Linked DNA regions of Mus musculus: all the other regions are linked to region 3. The links are chromatin loops, found by intact Hi-C in ENCODE. Cell type or tissue: gastrocnemius. All regions are shown on one strand.

Evidence for each region. Hi-C counts contacts between places; a loop is a spot of excess contacts. Peaks named below come from ENCODE experiments on the same cell type or tissue, not always from the same donor. Only the 100,000 strongest peaks of a DNase experiment are listed, where the experiment ranks them.
Region 1: a loop joins it to region 3, with 7 times the contacts of the local background. A loop is called at or near these places in 17 of 42 quality-filtered maps.
Region 2: it touches region 3 in a loop (2.2-fold over the local background); 10 of 42 quality-filtered maps call a loop at or near these places.

What each region holds. Positions count from the first base shown.
Region 1 is chr5:65,332,057-65,340,056 of GRCm38, reverse strand. It overlaps Rfc1 (replication factor C (activator 1) 1), which reads left to right and starts at 4,418. Exons shown (of 25, transcript NM_001347357.1): 1 at 4,418-4,533. The coding sequence starts at 4,531. In gastrocnemius, a CTCF peak has its summit at 1,478 (motif pointing left); a DNase peak (open chromatin) is centred at 4,354; H3K4me3 peaks cover 1,729 bases; H3K27ac peaks cover 1,387 bases.
Region 2 is chr5:64,999,182-65,007,181 of GRCm38, reverse strand. It overlaps Fam114a1 (family with sequence similarity 114, member A1), which reads right to left. Exons shown (of 14, transcript NM_026667.3): 4 at 1,271-1,384; 5 at 1,039-1,148. The region is part of intron 2 of Gm32374 (a long non-coding RNA gene); the gene reads left to right. Among named protein-coding and RNA genes, the nearest start is that of Gm32374, 17 kb to the left of the region's middle. In gastrocnemius, a CTCF peak has its summit at 4,040; a DNase peak (open chromatin) is centred at 1,088; H3K27ac peaks cover 3,411 bases.
Region 3 is chr5:65,387,850-65,395,849 of GRCm38, reverse strand. It overlaps Rpl9 (ribosomal protein L9), which reads left to right and starts at 4,419. Exons shown (of 8, transcript NM_011292.2): 1 at 4,419-4,474; 2 at 4,858-4,904; 3 at 4,996-5,111; 4 at 5,367-5,462; 5 at 6,240-6,372; 6 at 6,699-6,779; 7 at 7,171-7,288; 8 at 7,409-7,486. The coding sequence starts at 4,859. The coding sequence ends at 7,277. Lias (lipoic acid synthetase) reads right to left here and starts at 4,353. Exons shown (of 11, transcript NM_024471.5): 1 at 4,177-4,353; 2 at 3,461-3,630; 3 at 1,816-1,909; 4 at 405-485. The coding sequence starts at 4,221. In gastrocnemius, no CTCF peak of the experiment used is centred here; a DNase peak (open chromatin) is centred at 4,366; H3K4me3 peaks cover 2,931 bases; H3K27ac peaks cover 2,112 bases.

The DNA of each region.
Region 1 (8,000 bases), 56 kb after region 3:
GGCTCATGTATGTGGATTAGGAACTATCAGATCCAACTGTTCACAAGATGAGGAAGAACTAAGAAAGATCCTATTGTCAATATTCTAACTTTTGGAACAGAGAGTTTTTTCATGGAACACAGACAATTCCCCTAGCATTTCTGTTCCCAAGTGGGAAGGAAAATAGTTCTGATTTTCACAAAATTGGCTTTGTTGATTAAAAAAGAAATCCCCACAGCCTCTCTTTTAAGGATTCAAGCAAAAGTATTGAGCACTATATAAGCAGATCTAAGACATAATATTTCCATTTAGATGTGTCTTTTCAACATGAAGTCTTCAATCATTAGGGAAAAGCAGACAGACAACAACAAACAGGGGTTAGAGAGATGGCTCAGCAGTTAGTAGCATCTACTGTAATTGCCCGGGGTTGGGTCCCCAGTCTGGTATAAAATGGGTGTGGTGGTGCAGGTCTGTAATCTGACTCAGCATTTGGGAAGTGGATGCAGGAGGATCAGAAGTTCAAGAAGTCTTAGCTACACTGCAAGTCTGAGGGCAATCTAAAATACACGCTATTCTGTCTTAAAAAGAAAAAGAAGGGGCTGGTGAGATGGCTCAGTGGGTAAGAGCACCCAACTGCTCTTCCGAAGGTCCGAAGTTCAAATCCCAGCAACCACATGGTGGCTCAGAACCATCTGTAATGAGATCTGATGCCCTCTTCTGGTGCATCTGAAGACAGCTACAGTGTACTTCCATATAATAAATAAATAGATAAATAAATCTTTAAAAAAAAAGAAAAATATATACTAAAAATAACGATACAAAACTATACAAGTTTACTTTTTCATTCTTTTCTGAGACTAGATCATTCTGTATAGCCTCAGCTTGTCCTGGAACTTGCTATGTAGACCGGCTGGCCTGGAACTCAGACACCCTCTTGCCTCTTTTCCCCAAGGGCCGGGATTAAAGGTGTGAGCCACTATACCCAGTTGCAAGTTTTCTTTTTTTTTCTTTTTTGATGGTTAGGGTTGTGGTAGTTTGAATATGCTTGGCCCAGGGAGTGGCACTATTAGGAGGTATGGCCTTGTTGGAGGAAGTGTGTCATTGTGAGGGTGGGCTTGGAGACCCTCCTCCTAGCTTCCTAGCAACAGTCTATTCCTGGCTTCCTTCGGATGGCAGATGTGCACCGGAACTTCAGCTCTGCCAGTGCAGTGCTTCCTGCCATGATGATAATGGACAGAACCTCACAACCTGTAAACTGCCCCCAATTAAACGTCCTTTATAGGAATTGCCTTGGTCGTGATGTCTCTTCACAGCAATGGAAACCACAACTGAGATAAGGACTTTATTTTTAAAAAGATTTATTTTAAAATTATGTGTAGGGCTGGAGAGATGGCTCGGAGGTCAGGAGCACTGGCTGCTCTTCCAGAGGTCCCGAGTTCAATCTCCAGCAACCACAGGGGTAGGTCACAACCATCTGTAATGGGATCTGGTGCCCTCTTCTGGCCTGCAGGCATACATGCACGAGAACACTGTCTACATAATAAGTAAAAATGGTTTTAAAAGAAATAAAATTATGTGTAGTATGTATATCTGTGAGGAGGTATGTGCGTATGTGCACCATATATACACATTGCCCGAGAAGGTCAGAAGAGGGCACAGATCCCTTGGAAGTGCAATGTAGGTGACAGGAACCCAGTTTTGGGAACTTGGCATGAGCAGCATGTGCACTGTGGAGTCCTCTCTCCAACCCCCATGGTCTTTTTCTTTTTCTTTCTTTTTTTTTTGGGGGGGGGAAGGGTGCACAAGGGGCTGAACTCACAGAGATCTTAGCCTATGAGCTATGAGTGCTGGGATTAAAGGTGTATGCCACCATAGCTGGCATAGGTAAGTTTTATGTATCTTAGTCATTGATGTAAAGCACAAAGATTACTGTGCATTGGTGTATGTTGTAATGTTATATGAACAAAATTATATCATACATCTGCTGTGTACATCTTTCTAGAGATTAGTTCACAGATTTTACTGATTTCTCAATGGATCACCAATTATTATCAATTATTATCTCAATATATCAACCAATTATTGTCCTAAGCAAAGCTGTGGAGTATAGATGCATCTAATTTTGGAGTGCTCTCCCACTTAATTGATTTTGTGCTTTTGAGTGTGAGCACACGCCTGCCAGTGCGTGTGTGTGTGCGTGTGTGTGTGTGTGTGTATAGGCATCAGAGGACAGATTTTTTTAAGAGTTGACTCGCATTCCTTCCATCTTGTTTTTGAAGCAGGGTCCTTCTGGTTATCTCTGCCACATGTGTGCAAGCTTTATAATAATGATGATCATTGTTGACTTAAAAACACTGTGGTCATCCACATATAATGGTGCATGCCTGTAATCCTAGTACTGGGGGCGGGGGAGGGGGGTGAGTCAGGAGGATCTCAAGTTTGAGACTAACCTGGGTTATACACTGAGACTGTCTGAATTGAACTCAAACCAAATCAAGTAACCACCATTGCTGCTGCCGCCACCAGCACCAGCACCAGCACCATCAGAGAATGCTATTACTACTTGATATGTGGCAGAAATAGTTGTGTCTTAACAGATGAGGACCCTGAGTCACAATTACTTCTCTATGGTCTTGTAACTATTACATAGTAGAGCAGGAACTGAACGAATGGCTTCAGAGGGACCTAAGCAGGGAAGTCCTTCTCACCAGTGACTGTTCACTTGTTTCTAAGTTGGGGATTATTATTGTTGGTGAATTTTAACCCAGAACAGTGCAAAAAATGCATGTGGGTTACATGTTACAAAAAATGCAGAGTATGGTACTCACCTTTAATCCCAGACTCAGGGAAGCAGAGGCAGGCGAATCCATATTGTGTTCCAGGCCAGCCAGGAATACATAGAGAAATCCTCACTCAAAAAACCAAAATTATGTTGCAATAGACATCTACTTAAATACAAACTCTTGTATTCCTGAAGGCTTTACTGTCTTTCCCAGTAGATATGGTGTCATAAAATGACAAGACCCAACAAGAAGTGGTTAGAAAAAGATTTCAAAGTTCAAGGCCAAAGTTTGATACTGCCCTCTACACTAAATTCTTTGATAGTCACGTTTTCTCTTAAAGTTATATGCAATTGTTAATTTCTATTCCACAACCAGGTTGCTCATTTACTCATAGGAAACTTGCTGGCCAGGTGTGGGCTACCACCCCTATAATCCCAGCAGTGGGGTGGTGGAGGCAGGCCCACTAGAGTTTCATAGCAAGAGCAGCTTCCAAAGCTTGCTTATCCTAAATCTTTTCTTGTTTTTTTTTTTTTTTTCCCCTGTGTGGGCGTGTCTTGGTTATGTCAAAGATTTGACTATTCTTTAAGAGACTTAATGAAGCTTTAGGAAGGAATTAAGGGGCTAGTTTTCTTCCTTCCTTCCTTCCTGTCTTTCTTTCTTAGATTTATTTATTATATGTAAGTACACTGTAGTTGACCTCAGACACTCCAAAAGAGGGCATCAGATTTCATTACGGATGGTTTTGAGCCACCATGTGGTTGCTGGGATTTGAACTCAGGACCTTTGGAAGAGCAGTCAGTGATCTTAACCGCTGAGCCATCTCTCCAGTCCCGGGGGCTAGTTCTCTTAGCTTGGTAGTTTTAGAGCAAAGACATTGGGGCTGAGGGTTGCCCAGTTGGTTGCATGCATTCACAGTAGCTCTGAGTTTGATCCCTTGCATCGTGTAAAGCAGGAGTGTTGGCATATATCTGAGATTTCAGCGTTTGGGAGGCAGTAGAGAAATCAGAAGTTCAAGGTCATTCTCAGCTACATAAGGAGTTTGGGACCTGGACAAGTCACATGATCTTCTGCCTCAGAAAAACAACCCCCCCAAACAAACAAAATGCCTTTACTGTAAACAGTCCGTTAAATGCAAACATATACCCACGTGATGGAAGGTTCCCTGAAAGTTGTTCTCTGACCACAGCTTGTCATTCCATCTTCAATAGATAAATGTATTAAAAAGTTAAAAAAAATGTCCATTCACTAAGGGTCTGTTAGTTTGAGCCAAAATCAATAGGTCAAACATTAAAAATAAAATAAATCAGTGTAAAGTTTGATGAGAACAGTTGACCTTTGCGGGGCGCATCGAATACACTTCATCCTACCGTGGTGGCAGTAAGAACTTCTGGAAGCGGCTACAGAGCACTGCCCTTGCAGCACGTGCGTGTACTGCAGGAAGGAAGCCACCTGGGAACCCGGCTTAGAGGAAGTCAGCCTCAGATCCCAAATTGGGCGTCTCCCGGCCACGATCGCACGCGCACTCGCCGTCCTACAAGGTAGCAACCCTCCGGTTGCTAGGGCTGTGGTCCTGCACCCAGTGCGCAGCTCCCGCCTCGGGGCGGGGCCGCGGGGAACGCGCGCCTCCGACGTCATCGCCGCGCGCCGCCGCCCGCGCTTCTGCTACTTCGCGGGAGAAGTTGTTGGCGCCAATGGATCCCGAGCCCCGATAACGAATTACCCCAGCCACGGGCCTGCCCACCTGCTCCTGTTCGGTCGTGGGGCTGCGATGGTGAGCCGCCCGGGAGGCCGTGCAGCTACAGAGGCTTTGCAGGCGGGGGTGTGAACGGGGCGCCGCCGCGGTGCGGGATGGGGAGGACGATGCAGAGGGCTCCGAGGGGCCCGGCTTAGGGTGCGGGGCGCACCAGGGACGCAGCTGCAGGGAGGTGGCTGCTACGCGGCAATTTCACATCCCCACCCCCCCGACTCTTGGGGGAAGGGAGGAAGGAAGAAGAAAGTTGATTTGGACGGGGCGTTAAAAGTTACTTTCGTGTACAGCCTTGTCCCAAATCATCTCTGTTGGAGTGCTTCCTAAAGTCCCGACTTCAAGCTTTGCGTGGAAGAATGTCACACTTGGCTTTCGCAGGGAGAAGTTTGCTCGGGCCTTCAGCTTGAATCAGCTTCCTGGAAGCGAGTGTCAGCTGTGACACAAGGAAGTTTATTTGTTTATTTTGTTTAGAATAATTTATAGGAGTTGAGCGGATCCTGGTTTACCAGGAATAAAAACACGGCGAGTACAGACGGATGTTCTGTATTTGACAGCTGTCATCTCTTATCACCTGTTACGATAAGTAGTTTTTTTTTTTTTTAAACCTCAGTTCCAACTTCAATAATTCAATGTAGTGGACATTCAAATAGTTTGAAAGTGAAATTGTTTGAAAGTCCCTGGCATAGGAGACAGATACAAGTTGGAAATAATTTTTAATTTACTGGACCACTGAAGATGTTCAGCTAATCTACAAGATATTTAACAATCACACTTACACACACTTTTATTATTCTTAAGCTTGTCAGAACACCAGCATGCAGGGGAGAAAAGTGTTACACCAAACTGGAAAAAGTTTCAGCTCTCTGTTTTTTATTCTTTGGGGAAAAAAGATAGTGATGGTAGCCACCCAGAGTCGGCCTTTTTATTTTCGGGATAATATGTGAGTTTGCTTTAAATACCGTCTAGAAATTCATCTGAAGTGTTGTTTTGGAAAATATTTATTCTTATTTTAGTTATGTGTATCTGTGTTTGTATATGCACACATAGTTTGTGTATGCACACATATGTTTGAAGGCCCATGGTAGCCAGAAGAGTGTGTCAGATCCTCCAGAGGTGGTGTTACAGGTGGTTTTGAGCTGCTTTCTGTGGGTGTTAGTTCTGGAAGTCAGGGTCTCTGCAAAGAACAATATGCACTCTTAACCACTGAACCATTTGTTCAGCCCCCAAGTCCAATACATTCTTATTTGACTTGTAACGTGTATGTTGTGTCTGAGTATATTTCTGTGACTATGCATGCCTGATGCCATCAGAGGCCAGAAGAGGGTGTTGAACCCTTTGGAATTGGAGTTGAACTCATGTCCTCTGAAAGAGCAGCAAGTACTCTAACTCCTGAGACATCTCTTCAGTCATACCTCTCCAGTTCATTGGTGGTGCATGACTTTAATCACAGCACCTGGGAGGCAGAGGCAGGTGGATCTCTATAAGTTTGAGGCCAGCCAGCTCTACAGAGTGAGTTCCGGTACAGCCAAGGCTACACAGAGAAATCCTGTTTTGAATAAATTACGTGTACAAGTGTTTTGTCTGCATGCGTGTATGTGCAGTGCATGCAGCCCTGGTCCCAAGAAGGTCAGAAGAGGGCATTGGGTCCCCTGGTACTGGCGTCATACATGGGTGTGAACCATCACGTGGGTGGTGGAAACTGAAGCCAGGTCCTTTGCAAGAGCAGCAAGTGCTCCCAATCACTGGACACATCTCAAGCCTCCCAAGTTCTTCGTGGTTGTTGTTGTTGTTTTGTTTTTTTGAGACAGGGTCTCTCTCTATGTAGTCCAGGCTGTTCTAGAGCTTACTATGTAGAGCAGGCTGGCCTTGAACTAACAAGAGATGCTTCTGCCTCTGCCTCCTGAGTGCTGGGATTAAAGTCCCATGCCTTCATGCTCAGCTCCAAGTTTATTGTTTTGAAGGAAGATTTGGGTAATAGTGCCATGTGTCAGGTCTTGAAATTACAGTGTAATTATAGATTAGGCTGGTGTGAACTCATGATCCTCTTGCCTTAACTCACAGTCCAGTTTTTTAACAGTAAAGATACCTTTGTTGTTGTTGTTTTTCGAGACAGGGTTTCTCTGTGTAGCCCTGGCTGTCCTGGAACTCACTTTGTAGACCAGGCTGGCCTCAAACTCAGAAATCTGCCTGCCTCTGCCTCCTAAGTGCTAGGAAATAAAGGTGTACGCCACCATGCCCGGCTAAAGATACCTTTTAAACAGTTTGTCATACAACTAGAAGGTGGTTAAACTGGAAGGAGAGCCTAGGCATTTCTGACTACTATGCTATTCTGCCTCCCGAAAATGATCAGCGTTGCATTTTGGAATTTAGGTGTGTTGGTATTGTGGGAAGTTGAGATTTTTTTGTTTTTGATTTTGTTTTGTTTTTCGAGACAGGGTTTCTCTGTGTAGCCCTGGCTGTCCTGGAACTCACTTTGTAGACCATGCTGGCCTTGAACTCAGAAATCCGCCTCCCAAGTGCTGGGATTAAAGGTGTGTGCCACCACGCCCGGCTAAAGACTTTAATAGTTAATAGTTATATTAACATGCTAATATGCCTTATAATTATCTGGACCTGTACAAGTAGATTAACTCAAGTGACTCCTGTCTCAGACTTCCAAGTGCTGTGATTACTGGTGTGATCCACTGGACTTTATTCTTGGTTTCTGCTTGCAAAAAGGATGGGATGAATAATAACTACTACCTTGATAACTTAACATTAAAAATTATATTTATTTACTTTTTTCTTTTTTTTTTTAAAAGATTTATTTTTTCATTTATTATATGTAAGTACACTGTACCTGTCCTCAGACACTCCAGAAGAGGGAGTCAGATCTCGTTACCGATGGTTGTGAGCCACCATGTGGTTGCTGGGATTTGAACTCCTGACCTTCGGAAGAGCAGTTGGGTACTCTTACCCACTGAGCCATCTCACCAGCCCATTTATTTACTTTTTAAAAAATGTGTGTGTGTGTCATAGCATAGTTGTAGAGGATCCAGGTTTAGTTTCCAGCACCCACCCACATGACAGCTTATAGCAGCCTGGTCCTCTTAATTAAAAGATATACTTATTAGTTTATGCATGTAAGTGTTTGCTTGCATGCTTGCATGTGCACCATGTATTGTGCTTGGTGCCTGAGGAAGCCAGAAGAGGGTGTTGGATTTCCTGAAACTGGAGTTACAGGTTGCTATGAGCTGCCATGTGGGTGCTGGGAACTGAACCTGGGTCCTCTATAAGGGCAGCAAGTGCTATTAACTGTTCAGCCTTCTTTAATGGAATATTTGCAGAATTAAGACAATTTTAAGGGCCAGAGAGATGGTTCAGTTGGTATAGTGCCTGCCCTACAAGCATGAAGGCTTGAGTTTGGGTCCCCAGCACTCAAAATGCAGGTGTGGTTGTATGCATTTGTAACCCCAGTGTTGAGGGAGGAAGGGAGCTAGGTGGATCCCTGG
Region 2 (8,000 bases), 390 kb after region 3:
GTTACAGAGAGAGCTTCCCCCACTCTCATGGGTGGCCTTGAACAGCTCTGCGTTGTGACTCTTAACACTTGGTGTGCCTCCTTCTCCCTATCCAGTCTTCCTTTACTCCTGGCACTCTTTTGTCCCAACATATGGGTAAGATAACCTACGGGGCCATTCACAATCCCCTCCTTTCCCATAATGCATCACACACCATTGTTAAACCGCCTTAATATGGCAAGACATAGCATTAGCCTATATGGCCAGAGTCTGGTGAGGCTCCTCACACACAGTAAGGGTCAACTGTCTCTCTTTAATATAACAAATGGATAAATGACTAAAAAGGGCACGAGCCCATATTTCTAGAAAATATAGTTAGCTTGTTCTACATAGTAGACTCCTGTCTTCCTGGTGCTAAGGACCTGCTGACTTCCTCTTCTCACTGTGGTACCTCTGCTTCCTTTCAATGTTTATCATCAATAGCGAGCTTCCTGGAGGAGTGAGATGGTTGAGTATCTGTCTTTAAAAAAAATCAATTCAACTTAAATAAAAAGGAATAAACAAACAATGGAAAAATAAGACTTTCAGGTGTACGTTTAGGGTTCTGCAGGGAAAGGGGCTGTAGGGATCAGGAGGGAGGCTATGGCTGGGTTGGTCTCTGAGTTATTCTCCCTGAGTCATTACTAGTCCTTTTTTGCTTTGAAGGATTTCCAATTTTAAGAGAACTGAGACCTGATCCAGGAAGAACAGCTGTCCCAGCTCCAAGTTCCCTCCCTCACCTAAATGCCGTCCTTGAAGCAGCTAGAAGGGACACTGTTAGATCAGATTGGAAAAAAAATCTTCTAAACCACTCTCTTCTTTTAAACACAGACTGCATTTCATCTTGCCCTTATTATTTCAGATCCAAGGTTATAGCTACTCTGTAGCAGAAAGCATAACAAACTGGAATCCAAAGTCAGGAGTGAGGCAGCCTTCTCTCTGATGTATCTAGGTCACAAGCTGCAAAGATCAAAAGAACTGAGCCACTAGGGAAAACAGGGGAGGCCTCTAGGGACTCACCGTGTTTTGAACCACATTGGTGAGGGCTGACAGCATGCCTCTCGACCCTGCCGCCCCTGGTGGAGGAGGAGTGTGGGGGCCTCTGGCAGGGTCCTGATCTGGAGTCACATCTGTCATGGCAAGAAATAACACCCTGGTTAGAATGCATTTTGCTGATCTGAACTTGGGCTTTTCCCCACTGTGTAGTCATGCACACGGGTGTAACAAAACACCAGGCGAGCACGCCACTCACTTCCAGAGATTCCGTTTTCAGCATCAGTTGGGGCCCCTTCGGGAGATGCAGAATTGGCACTGTGGATTCGTAGGGTTGCCCCTGCCTTTTCTTTGACTGCTGTTAATCCATGACCTGCAAGGACATAAATATATAGTTCACAGAGACATTACAATCTGCACAGTCTGTGACCCTAGACTAATCTCACAAGACCATCTGGACTGCGGGGTTCTACCCTGAATGGCAGCAATGTGTTCAGATTCCCTGTGGTAGGATCCAAAGATGAACTCAGCATGGTCAGGCTGAGTGGCCTTAAAGCCACTCTCTTTTGTGACTCAGTTTCCTCACTATGTTCCCAGACCCCTTTTGGCTTCTGCCATGGTGGCTGTTTTTAACAGGGAAACTCCAAACTCAAGTCAGCGTCTTTGAAAGGCATGTCTTCATCCTGTTTTCTAAAGTGTCATATGGCTGATCAATCGTTCTCTTGTGGTCGCTGTTGGCTTTTTGAAGTCCTAGCACATGGCAGGTGCTCAGTTAACATGGGCTGGATTGAAGTCAGATGACCTTCAATACGTTCCTATGTATAAACCTATGTATAATATGTTCCTAGGATTATATGTATGGTGGCATATAATCCTAACACTCAGGGGGCTGAGGCAGGAGGATGGCAAGTTTGAGTCTAGCCTAGTCTGCATAAGATTCTAGGTCAGTGTGGGCTACTTAGCAAGATCGTGTCTCTAAACAAAACAAAGCCCTCCAAACAAACAAATAAAAAAATAACACTACAGTTCCTCAAACGTACACCATGAAAGGTCTTGAGCTGACAGCTCTAAATCAAAGGGTCACTCAGTGGGGAAATTGGGAAGGAGTAGCAGTCCAAAGTAGGCTGAAGGTCACGGACTCCATCAGACTAATAGCACCTGTATTTCCAAGAAGGGACAGTCTTTATTTCCAAGACACTGGCACAGTTGGGATTCGGTAAGGAGTACAGAGCAGACCTTCCCACTCATTGGGTAAAAACCAACCCTTGACTTGATAGAAAAGAGTCTTCTATTTCATCCACAGACAGCTTGACACCCTGCACTAAGATGGGGTAAGCCTTTCTTAGACAGGAGGAAGGGATCAAAGCACTGGTAGACCACTGCGGTCCTCATGGCTACTGGAGTTCTAGAAGGAAAAACAGCCTGTGCCCCCTCCATCTGGGTGCCTGCTACCTGCCGTGGCATGTAAGGAGAAAGGAAGCACGCATCCTGGGACCCTGGGTTGTTCAAACACGAGGCAGTGGTAACCAAGTCAAAGGAAGACACCAGAGTCAACTAGAACCAGTCAGAATTACAAAACACTGTTCAAATGACTGTTCATCCATCTCTTGAGTTAGAGGAAGACACAGATGAGACTCATACATACTCAAAAGAGTAGTATTTTGGATCTGATATCAATGCATAGAACCCTGTGGAAATCTAGGTGTGGTGGCATGAGTTTGTAGCCTCAGAGCTGGGGACATAGAGACAGATACATCCCTGGGGCTTGACATCCAGCCGTTGTAACTGAATCAGTAAATTTCAGGCCAAGTGAGCCATGCTGTTTCAAAAGGCAAGGCAGACACAATCCTGAGGAATACCCTTTGACTTTCGAGGTTAGCCTTTGGCCTCTGCACATACTCACACATGCACCCCCACATACACACAGAAGGCCGATTTCTCAGTTCTAACCTGATTTATCAAAGCAACACAGGCAATGGTATTTACTGGCTTCTTCCAACGAAAGCTATTTGTCATCATATATTACCTACAAACCCTGAAAACTTAGGAAACATGATTTACAGCTTTAATTACAATAGAAATATGTGCCTACACTCATGCAGATAATTAAACACAGCTCAAACTCATTACTGAGTTACTCGGAAAAAAAAAAAAAAACAAACTGCTAAGCCGAAGACTTAATTATAAGCTTTCAATCTGACTCGAATTAATTCTTTCTAGCCTCCAAAGAATTCCAAACATTTCAATGGAATCTCATCGAAATTTCAGCAAACACTTAAGTCGTTGGCTTCATATTCTTCAAGGTAGTTTAAAAACAACAACAACAACATCCACACAGACTTTCCAAAAGGAGACTGCAGAATTCTCCACGCATAATTCACAGCTATAGATTTCTGAGAGCCAAAGTCAGGGAATAAGTGATCTCTGGAGGCACAGCTTGCTCAGCTCTGGGGCTCAGCGGCGCTCACACTCATTATTAGCTCTTTAATCTTCCGGGGCCTTACATCCCCCTCTTTGACTTCCTCCACAGTAGGTTAGTCTTGTCTGTTTCTCTGTTGGGAGAGCTGCTTCTCATCTTGGCCAGTCTGTAGTCCCAGCACTTGGAAAGCAGAGGAAGGTAAGAGACTAGCCTCAGCTACCTAACAAGTCCAAGGCTTGCCTGGGCTACATGAGATACCGTCTCAAACAAAACAGCAAAGGGAAAAAAAGAACAAGCCTCCCACATGACCACAGACAAGTGTGCATAAACTGTCTCCAGAACTACCCCTTTGTTTTCGGAATGGAAGACAGTTTTCATGTGCATGCAGCTAAGATGTGTTTAAGCCGGCATTTCACCATGGTGCTATCTGTTCTCTGATTAACAATTCTAAGTTTTTTTGTAAGTAAAAGAAAGTACTTTCTGAATTTTCCTAGAAATTCAAATTTAAGCGTTATATTTACCTAAATATTGTGATTTTTTTTTAAATAGGTAGAGACTGCCACACCCTACTTAGCTGAGCCACTTCCAAAGCTTGACTTAGTGTGACATCTAGTGCCCAGATAAGGAAATCATAACAGAGCCACTGGGACTTTTATTTTTGACTAATGACTCCATTTCCAGAGGTTTCTACTAACAAGAAAAAGACAACAAATGTGTGTGACACTACTTGGTGTCGTTTGTGAAATAACTTCACACCACCACAAACCCTAAATATTCTAAAACATGGAAGGCTCCGGAATCCCAAGGCTCTGAGGCTGGGACTGGGTCTGGTTTTCAGGCTGCAGTAGGTGAGTGCTGGAAAGCCAAACCAGAAAACAAAACAAAACAAAACAAAACAAAAAAAAACACAAACAAACAAACAAACAAACAAAAAAAAACCCAGCAAACCCAAATCAAGACAAGAGGGCAAGAATGTCCCAAGAATGTTGCAGGACAGTGTCCTCTAAAAACATTCCATGGCCATCTGGCTTTTTAATTACCTGTGCTTACACGCTAAATGAAAGCAATCTAGACTGAAATCCGCCAAGGACATTGGTCCCACAATTTCTTAGCTGTGTGATGTTAACTTAGTTACCTAATTTGTCCGCGTGTCTCTGCTTCTGTGCTTTTTCTGCCATGAGAATTATAATATCGACCTTCCAAAATCTCTCCTCTATACCTTTAGGACATCCCAGACACTGTATTAAAGTGTCTACTTTTCTTAATAACACTGTGCTAAGAGATGTGTAATACCCCTTCCATAACTGAGAAAACTGAGGTCAATCAAAAGAACGTTATCTGCCAAAGGTCCCAAAGTTGGTAAGCGGGAAGCAGGATTTAAATCCAGTCCATCTGATGCCAGAACCAACATGTATAATCCCTTTGACATACTGAGGAAGTTTTATAGTTGAGAATGCCTTCTAACCTTGAAGGTCAGATCCTTGGTCAGGCTCTTCTTTAGAACACTTTGACTTATGCTAACCTGAACTTGAGTTGCCTCACCTTGACCACACAGCAAGGTGAAGTCCATGTTCGAAGTGTGGCCTTACTCTGGCTCTTGTATCCCAGTCATGCCTTGCACGGTCAGGGTTGATGTTCGGAATCACTCCCTGTACTGGAAGACGTGGGGATGCGGTTGGGTTGGGACCATGGGGTATGGGGTGATACCACACCCCAGTTCAATATTCTTCTTAAGTCCTCTTCTTGTGAATCCTATCAAATCCAAAGGCCCAGCCCATTGGGAGAGAGAGATGAAATAGCATACTTGTGGAGGCTGGGTCTCCGACCAGTGGTAAAGAGGAATAGCTGTAGCTCTAGACAGCATGATCGGGTAGCCCAAGGCTGCTTTCTGTTAGACATATTTGCCAATGGCAAGGGCTGCAGCTACGTCATGAGGAGGTCTCTTCCCATCTAAATTGCTTTCTTTTAAATATATTTCCTTCTTTTAAAAACAGTACATACAAAACAGACAAAACCATCAATTGGTTCTCTGATCTACGTGGCTGAATTTTCCCCTAATACGTTTTGAGGGAAATGGGTATAACATAAAATGTATCCTCTTAAGTGCTCCACTACACAGTTTCATGGAGCAGACACACCGCTAATGTCCACTTCCAGACCTCATTTGTACCCATTAGGCAGTAGCGCCTCCTCCCTCTACCTACCAGGCCCTGATAACCTCTGTTTTACTCTGTGTCTTTCTGATTTTGGTCACTCTAAGAACCCTATCCAAGTGGAATCCCACAGTACTTGCTTTTTGTGCCTGGTCTTGTTTAGCTTAGCATAACGCCACTCAAGGTTCATCCATTTGTGGTGTGTGTCAGAATTCCCTTCCTTTTTAAGGTTGCATATTATTTCACTGTATACCCTGCTTGTTATATATACCATTGGCAGATCTATGGCTTGCACCTACATGTTAGTGTTGTGAATAATGACAGTTTGAACATGGGTATACAATAACTCTCTGAGACCTTACTCTCAAGCCTTCTGAATATATACCCAGCAATAAAATAAGTAGATCACACCCTAACAGTTCTTTATTGGTGTATATTTTGGTTGTTAGCTCATATATGCGCGTTGAACCACCCTTTCCTCTAGCTCTTTGTTCGGATAGTACATCATCAAAGCCTAGCCCCAGCACCCTCTTAAAAACTTTAACCTACACTCCCAGCAACTCTGAGCTTTTTCTATTTTGTATATTTTTTAGATATTTGCCACTTCCTGGAACTTTGTATAATTTTCCTATTCAGAGAGTGTATTCTCTGCTGGCTTTTTTCTCCCTCTTGGGGGAGGGAGCTTTAATTCATTTGTTCACACTCAAGTGACTATGGCACACCCAATACAGTAAGTAGTCACTGCCTGGCTTCTGTATTGACCATCTCTGTACATATACATCAGTGAGCTTTTCAAAGAACCAGCAGAGGTGGGCTGGACTTAGAGGAATGTGCACTTCAAACTCTATGGAGAACGCCAACTGCCCTTTGGAGAGGTCTTGCCTTACACTCTTCTTGGGGGTGAATTGTAATGACAGTCATCTAAAAAATATTGATCTTGCCTCAGACACTTCTCTTAATGAATTCAAGACATAATAACAAGTCGTAGAATGTAGTTTTTTAGAAAAAGATACATCGAGGCTGCCATGCTCAAATAAGCAAACTAAATGCAGCTTTAAAAGGTGACAATCAACTTTCTTTCTGGAAAAGTCTTCGCTCTCCAAAACGATGGGCAAATTTCTCTGTGGTCAATGTTCAATATACCCTACCCTAGGGTCAGGGATAAGAATAAGTGCTACTGAGCTGACAATGTTTGCATCAAAGCCCACCAGAAATCCATCAGTCTTGTTCCTGATACAGAGATTTCAAAGCACTGTGGGAAACTGTAGCATCAATAGCATCATCCTTTTCATGGATGAACCGTGATGGCTATTCTTGGTTATCAACTCAACTACATCTGGAACCAACTAAACCCAAATGGCTGAGCCCACCTGTGAGATACTTTTTTCTCAATTAAACCCTTTGAAATGGGAGGCCCACTTCTAATCCGGATCTTTTGTAGTAGGAAGATCCATCTTTCATCTGGGCCACACTTTCTGCAGGTAGTCTATATAAAGGACATGGAAAAAGGAAGCTCTCTTTCTTCCTTTGTTTGCCAGTCCATTCCTTTGCTGGCATTAGAGCCTACATCTTCAGGATTCTGACATATACTGAAGAGTTGAGACATCTAGCTTTGTGGACTGAACAATTATTGGATTTTTTTTAACCTTTCATTGGTAGATAGCCATTGTTGAACTAGCTGGACCACAGTCTGTAAGCCAATCTAATACATTTTCACACACACGCACACACACACACACACACACACATACATACACACACATATATACATACACATATATATGTATATATGTATATATATAATATATAGGGGATATACATACATACACACACATATACATATACATACATATTCATATTAACTCTGTAAGTTCTATTCCTCTAGAGAACCCTGTATTAGTCAGGGTTCCTAACCCTTAAGAATTTTTATATCATCAACATTACTTCATAATAAACAGATAGATAGATAGATAGATAAATAGATAGTTCCTTTCCATTGATGTTACATTTGTACAGAGGGAAGTTTTCACAGTAGCACAATTTTGATGAGTCTGCCATTCTTTGCAATAAACATTGATGCTGTTTCGAAAGGGCTGGTAGAGAATGTCACCAGAATGTGAAAACTTGCAACCTGGGCGAGGATGGGAAAGGACAGAGTGACTTTGAGAAAGAAATATCAGATGCACTCTATTCCTCAATCAACTGTTCTGGCATTAGATATTTGCAGTCATAACACTGTCGCAACCAACTTTTCAAACAAACATGTAGGCCTTTGGCTGATCTAGTAACAAATTCCCCATTCTGAAGAGGTTTGACTCAGCGTAACAGCTGGACCATCCACTTCCTCCGAGAGAACCATTCTAAAGGTACGTTCTGTCTATAATGTGCTTGTGGGAAATCATTGCTGATTTTCATGA
Region 3 (8,000 bases):
TCTGGCCGAGCCTGAAAATATATTCAACTGAAAGATGAACATGCAGATCTGCATGGAGTTACGAGGGAAGTACCACTTGTTAAACAGATGAGACAGAAAAAAAAATACACAAAGCAAATAAGTACGAAAAATATTTCCAAACGTTAATGCAAACATATACCCTAAGGCGCCAAAGAGTTCGACATCAGATACTAATATGTGGAAGAACCAATAACAGATTAATTCAGAGAGAGTGAAGTCACAACGAGTGTCAAGACGGCCAGGTTCTCTCTTTGTGAATTTATAAACATTTCATAAATGTGGTAAGAGTCTCACTGGATGTTCACAGTACACGTTCGTAGGAGGAGGGCATCGACATCTCTGTACCATGCCTGAACTAAGCGGTAGAGACCAGGTTGCCTTACCATGATCGTGGCTGTGGCTGTGGCATATTCCCCACCTCCCCAACACTCTCCAATGTTGGGGCACCGGGCTTCCTCACACACCTGTGAAAGGGGGAAACGATACATCAGGTTGAAAGGACCCATCTACCAATAATGAAGTACTAGGTATTTTAAATGTTCTTGTTTTTTCTTCTTAAGATTACTTTTATTAGGGCTGGATAGATGGCTCAGTGGTTAAGAGCACCGACTGCTCTTCTGAAGGTCCTGAGTTCAAATCCCAGCAACCACATGGTGGCTCAATGAGGTCTAATACCCTCTTCTGGAGTGTCTGAAGACAGCTACAGTGTACTCACATATAATAAATAAATAAATCCTTAAAAAAAAGATTACTTTTATTAGCTGGGTGGTGGTGGTGCATGATTTTAGTGCCAACACTTGGGAGGCAGAAGCAGGCAGATATGTAGGAGGCCAACCTGATCTACATAGTGAGTTCCAGGACAACCAGGGCTATGCAAAGAAACTCTGCCTTGAAAAACAAAAACAAAAACAAAAAAACAAAAAAAGACAGAGAGAGAAAGAAAAAGATTATTTTTATTCTAATTTTCTGTGTATAGGTTTCTTGACTGTGTGTATATCTATGAACCACATGCATGCCTTGTGTCAAAACAGGAGAGAATGCTAGATCCCCTGAAACTAGAGTTGGTTTCACTCTATAACTAGAGATGGCTATGAGCTACCGCATGCGCGCTGGGAATCAAACCTAGCGTCTCTGGAAGAGCAGCCCTGTGCTTTTTTTTTTTTTTTTAAAGATTTGTTTATTATTATATTTAAGTACACTGTAGCTGTCTCCCGATGCACCAGAAGAGGGCGTCATATCTCATTACGGATGGTTATGAGGCACCATGTGGTTGCTGGGATTTGAACTCAGGACTTGTCAGTGCTCTTAACCACTGAGCCATCTCTCCAGCCCCAGCCATGTGCTCTTAACCACTGCCATTATCCACTGCCTATGTCTCCAAAGAGTGCAAAAGAAATGTAACCACTGTTTTTCTTGTAGGAAAATTCGACTTGGTTTTACACACACTAGGACACCACTGGGATACACTCCCGGCCCCTACACGTCTATGTACGCTTTTATTACTGTTGATAACACTTCACTTTTCATCCTCATCTGCTTTCCTTGCTAAACTTTATATTCTCATCAATCATTTCTTTTTGGTCTCATCTGGCACCACCCATTTTAAAATCCAAGCACCCAGGAAGTTAGGGCAGGAGAATCACAAGATTGAGGACAAACAGACCTATACAGTTTGTCCCAGACCAGCCTATGCTACCTCATGAGACTATATTTAAAAAAAAAAAATCCTTTACAAATATAGAGAAACAGTATAGGCATTGGGTAAAACGAAGAGGAAATACACTGGCCACTTACTGTGTGGAGACTTAAATTCCGCAATGTATTTTTCAGTTTATTGTAGTTTTTACCCATGGGTATCTTTGTCTTTAGCCATGGAGGTAGTCTTAGCCTAGGGAAAGCCAGAGAGAGCGGTCCATTACCAACCAGTGGAAAGCACGCACCTTGCTCTAGCAGTTTCCCAGCATAGCCTTTTCTGTGTTTCTGAACTAACTCAACTCCATCATAGTGATTAGAACAAAGACGCAAATTCAGGTCTGCTTAAGATGCTTTAGGAAACCCTGATACCGGAGTCTAAGGGGTGTGATGCTTATACCGACCCTCAAACGTACATTGCTATCCTGTTCTAACTAAAGGACGGATTCGGGTTTGAGCATACTCTTCCCTATGAATGCTACAAATTACTATAGTAAACTCAGGGCAAGCAAGGAACCCAACTGCACACCATTTATCCTGCATTCTAAATTCTAGTCATTAATAAAGGCAGACCGTTTGCTGGTTTCAGTGGTTCACATCTGTGATGCTGTAGGAGGAACAGGAGTTCAAGGTCAAATCTAACTACACAGTGATTTCAAGGCTAGCCCAGACTATATAGATGAAACCCTGATTTAAAAGAAACCAAGAAATGAAAACAACAACAACAACAACAACAAAAAAGACAGGCCTACCCTTTGGAAAGCAAGCTATATCTTTGATTTTCCTTGACTATCCACTTCTGATCTAGAAGCTGTTTGATAAGCATTTTTGAAGACTACGCTGTACACCAGTCTTCTGTTATTATTTGTTTACTGTGTTGCTAGGAATCTGGCATCCAGAGCCTTCTGCCTGCCAGGCAACCTTACGTCATTAAAAAACAATTAAGATAAAGGAATCATAGGCTACATGCAAACAAGTTTGAGCCGGATGTGGAGGTGCACACCTTTAATCCCAGCACCTGGGAGGCAGAGGCAGGCGGATCTCAGTTCTGAGTTTGAGGCCAGTCTGGCCTACATAGAGAGTTCCAGGTTAGCCAAGAACAAATAGTGAGTCCCCATCTCAAACAAACAAACAAAAGAGTAAGTTAGATGATCAATACCCATTAACAATTAAAACTATATGAAGGCATAAATCAATAAAGTAAGCCAGGTGGTGGTTGTGCACACTTTTAATTGCAGCACTCAGGAGGAAGAGGAAAATGGATCTCTGAGTTTGAGGCCAGCTTGGTCTACAGAGAGAAGTCTAGGGCAGTTAGGGCTACATAGGGAAACCATCTCCAAAAACCCAAATAAATAAAATAACTATCAAGAGAAAAACCTATACTTTCTCAATTAGATGCTAGATATAAAATGGGATATGGCAGCATAAAATGGTCATTTTGGAAAGGATGAAGAAATGGCCAAAGGGTACAGAAAAACCTACAAGGCTTGATTAAAAAAGAAAAAAAAAAAAAAAAAAAAAAAAAAAAAAGCACAATGCCAGGCAGTGCATCTTTAATCCCAGCACTTGGGAGGCAGAGGCAGGTGGATTTCTGAGTTCGAGGCCAGCCTGGTCTACAGAGTGAGTTCCAGGACAGCCAGGGCTACACAGAGAAACCCTGTCTCAAAAAATCAAAACCAAAACAAACAAACAAACAAACAAAACCAAACAATGCACAAAGTCAAAGTGGAATCTAATGTTCAATTACCTTTCTCCTTTCTGGCGCTTTAAGTTTCCTTTATATTCATCCCATGTACTCTTGTCTGCAAGATCACCAGATACAAAATCTTGAAGGTCTGGTCCATTATGCAAAAATTCCTTTTTCTTATCTGGCAAAGAACTTAATGCTCTAACCGTGAACGCATATCTTCCAAATATCTACAAAAAGGGTTCAGTACAACATTCACTCAGTAGACTCTGAAATAATTTAGTTTTAACCCATTATAATACCAAAGCTAAAGAAATTGATTCAGAAATTATGTAAAACGATTTAAGAGCTCAAACTACGTAGATCAGAACCTGAAAAAGACTCAAGGTGAAAGAACCGTAAGTCACGGCGGCTCAAACACGTAATGCAGCTCTCAGAGGAGGCAGAGTGAGGAGTCGTCTTTGGTCTAAGAATTTAGTTTCAGGCCAGCCTAGATTACAGAGACCCTGATGCACGCTCAGCCATGACAAATGGGGGAAAAAAGTGGGACGCAGATCAAAGTTAACCGCTAAATATAGGTTAGAAAACCTTAGTGGGTGACTTAACATGCCACGTTTTCATGTCTTCTATTCCTAAAACAGGTACTAAAATATGTTGTCAACAAGTTTGCAATAATTAAGATATGCCACAGCTGTCGGGGCTTTTAAAAAAAGGATATCTGGAACAATTTCCCTAGTTTTGAACTTAGGATAAGCAATGGCGTTCCCGCCGCTCACCCGGGACCCCAGGCTGCGAGCTGTATCCCAGCAGCGTAGAGCCATCCCCCTCTTTTAGGTCTCAGGAGTGTCAAGGGATCGAGGGAACAGCACCCCCGGCACCGGACGCGTCCAACAACTCGTCGCTTGAGTCATGACGCGATACGTCGTCGCCGACCGGCGCGACTCGACTAGCTCGGCAATCGAGTAGTTCCGCCTTAAAGCCGTCGCTCGGGTCGTGACGCGACACGCAGGGCCCTGACGGATTACAAGAACGTGATGACGAAAGACGTTCTCTCTTTGCCCCATCTACTGCGAGGTGAGGAGCTTAGGGACCGGGTGCCCCGGGAATCTGAACCCATCCTCTGTTTGGGGACCCCGGCGGCATGGAGCCGATGCCCCAAGGCTTTGTCCCGACTGTCCCCCAGCACGACGTGCGTCCTTGGGACTTGGTGGCGCGAGCTGGAAGTGGCGTTCGGGCTTTCAGGCCCATCTCGGTCGTAGCCCTTCCGCCATGGCGCACCGAGCCGGGCTTCCTTACTCTTCTCCGGGGCCCCCGGTCCAGTCCTTGTCCCGGACACACCTGGGTCCTTGTTGCCGGCTTTCGTAGCTGGCGATTCCCGTTGGGAGCGGAACGCTGCCGGGTCTCGGGTGTAGAGCGTCCCCCGCCCCAGCCGTCTCACCCGGGTGTCTGTGTTTCAGGATGAAGACCATTCTCAGCAATCAGACTGTGGACATTCCAGAGAATGGTGAGTAGATGGCTCCCCGCCGGCCGCTGACGGCTTTCCTGCATGCTCTAAACCCCGGCCTATGGTCTCACCAGTTCACTTTCTCGTTTAGTCGAAATCACTCTGAAGGGGCGCACAGTCATTGTGAAGGGCCCCAGGGGGACTCTGCGGAGGGACTTCAATCACATCAACGTGGAGCTGAGTCTTCTTGGGAAGAAGAAGAAAAGGGTAAGAACTTGTGTCTTCCGATGCTTCGGGTGCTTGCTTGTAACAAAACCCGGTAACCGATGTTAATCCCCCACCCCATGCGTGGCCGAGTGGGTTACTCGGACTCAGTTCTTTTATGAGTGAACTTGGGTGTGTGTGTGTCGTCCCTCTGGTGTCCTGTGCGTGTGACATACGGTGCATTTGTACATGGCTTTGCGTGCTAGTACTCGCCAGCTAAAAGTGCTGTGTTTTAATTCTAAAGTTGTTGTGTTTCAGCTCCGGGTTGACAAATGGTGGGGTAACAGAAAGGAACTGGCCACCGTCAGGACCATCTGCAGTCATGTTCAGAACATGATCAAGGGTGTCACGCTGGTAAGTCAGCCCTCCACTCTGCCCTTTAACCCTTTGGAAGAGGTTCCTTGGGTGTGTATAAATGTCTAGGGCCAGGATGGACTGTACTTCTACAAAGGAGGCACTTTCAGATATTGGGGGTGGGTTAGCACAGATCAGACCCAGGAATTTGCTGGGCAGGCTCCTTTACTTCTGTTTCAGGGGTTTTGTTTGTTGGTAGATACATATAGTGGAGATTGCTGGCTGGTATGTTTGGGACTCAATGGATAGAAAAGACAGCCAGAGTTATACTCTGTCTCAAAAAAACAAACAAAAAGATCTGACTTGTGCATCTCTGAAGTTACTGTTCTAGATCCTTTCTCCCAAAACAGTTAATGCTGAAGAGGTGTTGTTTTATAAACACAAGCTGTACTTTGTATACCTATTGGATCGTGTTACCCTGTTGCTCCTGGGGAGGACTGGGCCTTTTGTTTAGTCTGGAGTCACTTATTATCTGGTGGTGTCTGTAGTAACTCCACAGATGCCTAATGCCAAAAATGAGGATCTTATGCCCTCAAAGGATGAGATAGTAAAAGAAAGCTTCCTCCTGGAGCTTTGGGAAGATGTTGCAACTTGCATATGGTGGGTAGAGTGCGTGTGTTAAATTTCCACGACATGACAAAAGCACCTTAGGGCATTTAGAGCTGACTCTAAATTCAGCCTGGGGAAACTGAAGAAGAGGAATCTCAAAATCTAGGCCAGCTGAACCGAAAACTTTGAGTTTGTTCAGGATGGCTCACAGTTGCTTGTTTGATGCAGGGCTTCCGATACAAGATGCGGTCTGTGTACGCTCACTTCCCCATCAACGTCGTCATCCAGGAGAATGGCTCTTTGGTTGAAATCCGAAATTTCTTGGGTGAAAAATACATCCGCAGGGTTCGGATGAGGACAGGTGTGTGTGGGCCTTGAGGGATGATGGGAACTTGCTACAGTTCTTTGTCCTTGGGTCTGGATGGAGCCTTGGTGTTCGGGTGTGGTGAAGACTGTTGGGTGGTCCTGAGCTTGAGGTTTTCCTGAAGAGGGAGTATGCTGAAATAGTTGTAGGATGCATCAGCCTTTTGTGGGATCTGGGAGTCACATTTGTCATCTGAGATGACAGGAGGTTCAATTCCAACCCTAAAGTCTTAGAGAACTTGATTGGTTGCTTGGGGTTTTAAATGGAGTTGTATTGGTGAGATGTCTCTCCTGTTAACGCTGTTGAATACACACCTCTTTCAGGTGTGGCTTGTTCTGTCTCTCAAGCCCAGAAGGATGAGTTAATCCTTGAAGGAAATGACATTGAACTTGTTTCAAATTCAGGTGTGTATATTTGTCATAACAGACAGTAACATTTTATCTGAGCCTTGAGGTTGAATGTGTGTCTGATTTCTGTTTCCAAACTTCTGAGAAACAGGAAGAAATCCATTGTGGATCTGTTGTGTAGGTATTTGTATGCTGTGCTTTGTATCATGAGTACAAAATGGTTGTGTGTGCTCTGCTCGTAGATGTTCAAATTGGGTGGCACATGGCTGGCTTGGTTGGGAAAGTATTATTCGTTTTTATGTCTATATTGGGGTGTGTATGCCACTGCTCAGATGAGATCCAAGGACAGTGAAGGAGCCCCTCCTGTGTAGGCTTGAGGGATTGAGTTCTAGTTAGTTGGGCTTGTATGAGATGAATTTGGCTATGTACTTTTTTGTGTCCTGTGTAGCTGCCCTGATTCAGCAAGCCACAACAGTTAAAAACAAGGATATCAGGAAGTTTTTGGACGGCATCTATGTGTCTGAGAAGGGAACTGTGCAGCAGGCTGACGAGTGAGGAGGCCTCAGGTGGGTGCCCATGTCTGCAGCTGACTGCTTCGGATGAGCACAGTGTGATTAAAAAGGATTAAAAGAACTTTCTGAGCAGGAATATTGGCAGAAGATTTTACATGTGTGTTTGTTTTACAGTTCCTGGCCCCAGAAACGAGATCCTGACCACATGAACAATTTGGGCTCTTTTGGGAGAATAAAAGACTTATATATTGATTTGTGTGTCCTTGTCTTTTCTGATTACTTAATGGGTCAGCGATACTCAAGCAACAACGTTACTTGGGGTTTTTTTCCCCCGTGGAAACAATTGGCTTAAAATAGCAATGACAGGCAACTTTCCTAGTGGATGTTGAGTGAGTGTGTCACTTTGGGTAGGTCCTAGAGGTGCTTGACTTTGACCTAGGCATGATACTGACTGTTGGGTGGGCAGGTGTGTCTCAGTAGTCTTTATAGAGTTGTAATTCTAGCACAAGCAATGAACCTGTGGTATAGTATAGGATTCTAGATGTAACAGACTTGGTACTTGTGTGAATTACTTCCCTACCCACCTGGGAGTGACTTGTGAATGCTAGGCAAACACATTAGTCCCAGACCTGTAACTTGGAGAAGGAGGTCTCCTCTGATGGCCTCAGGCTCCACCTTGTCTCTACCTACTTGCTGCTTGGATCATAGGCAAGTACCACAACACCCAGATTTTTTTTTTAAGGATTATATGAGTACACTTTAGCTG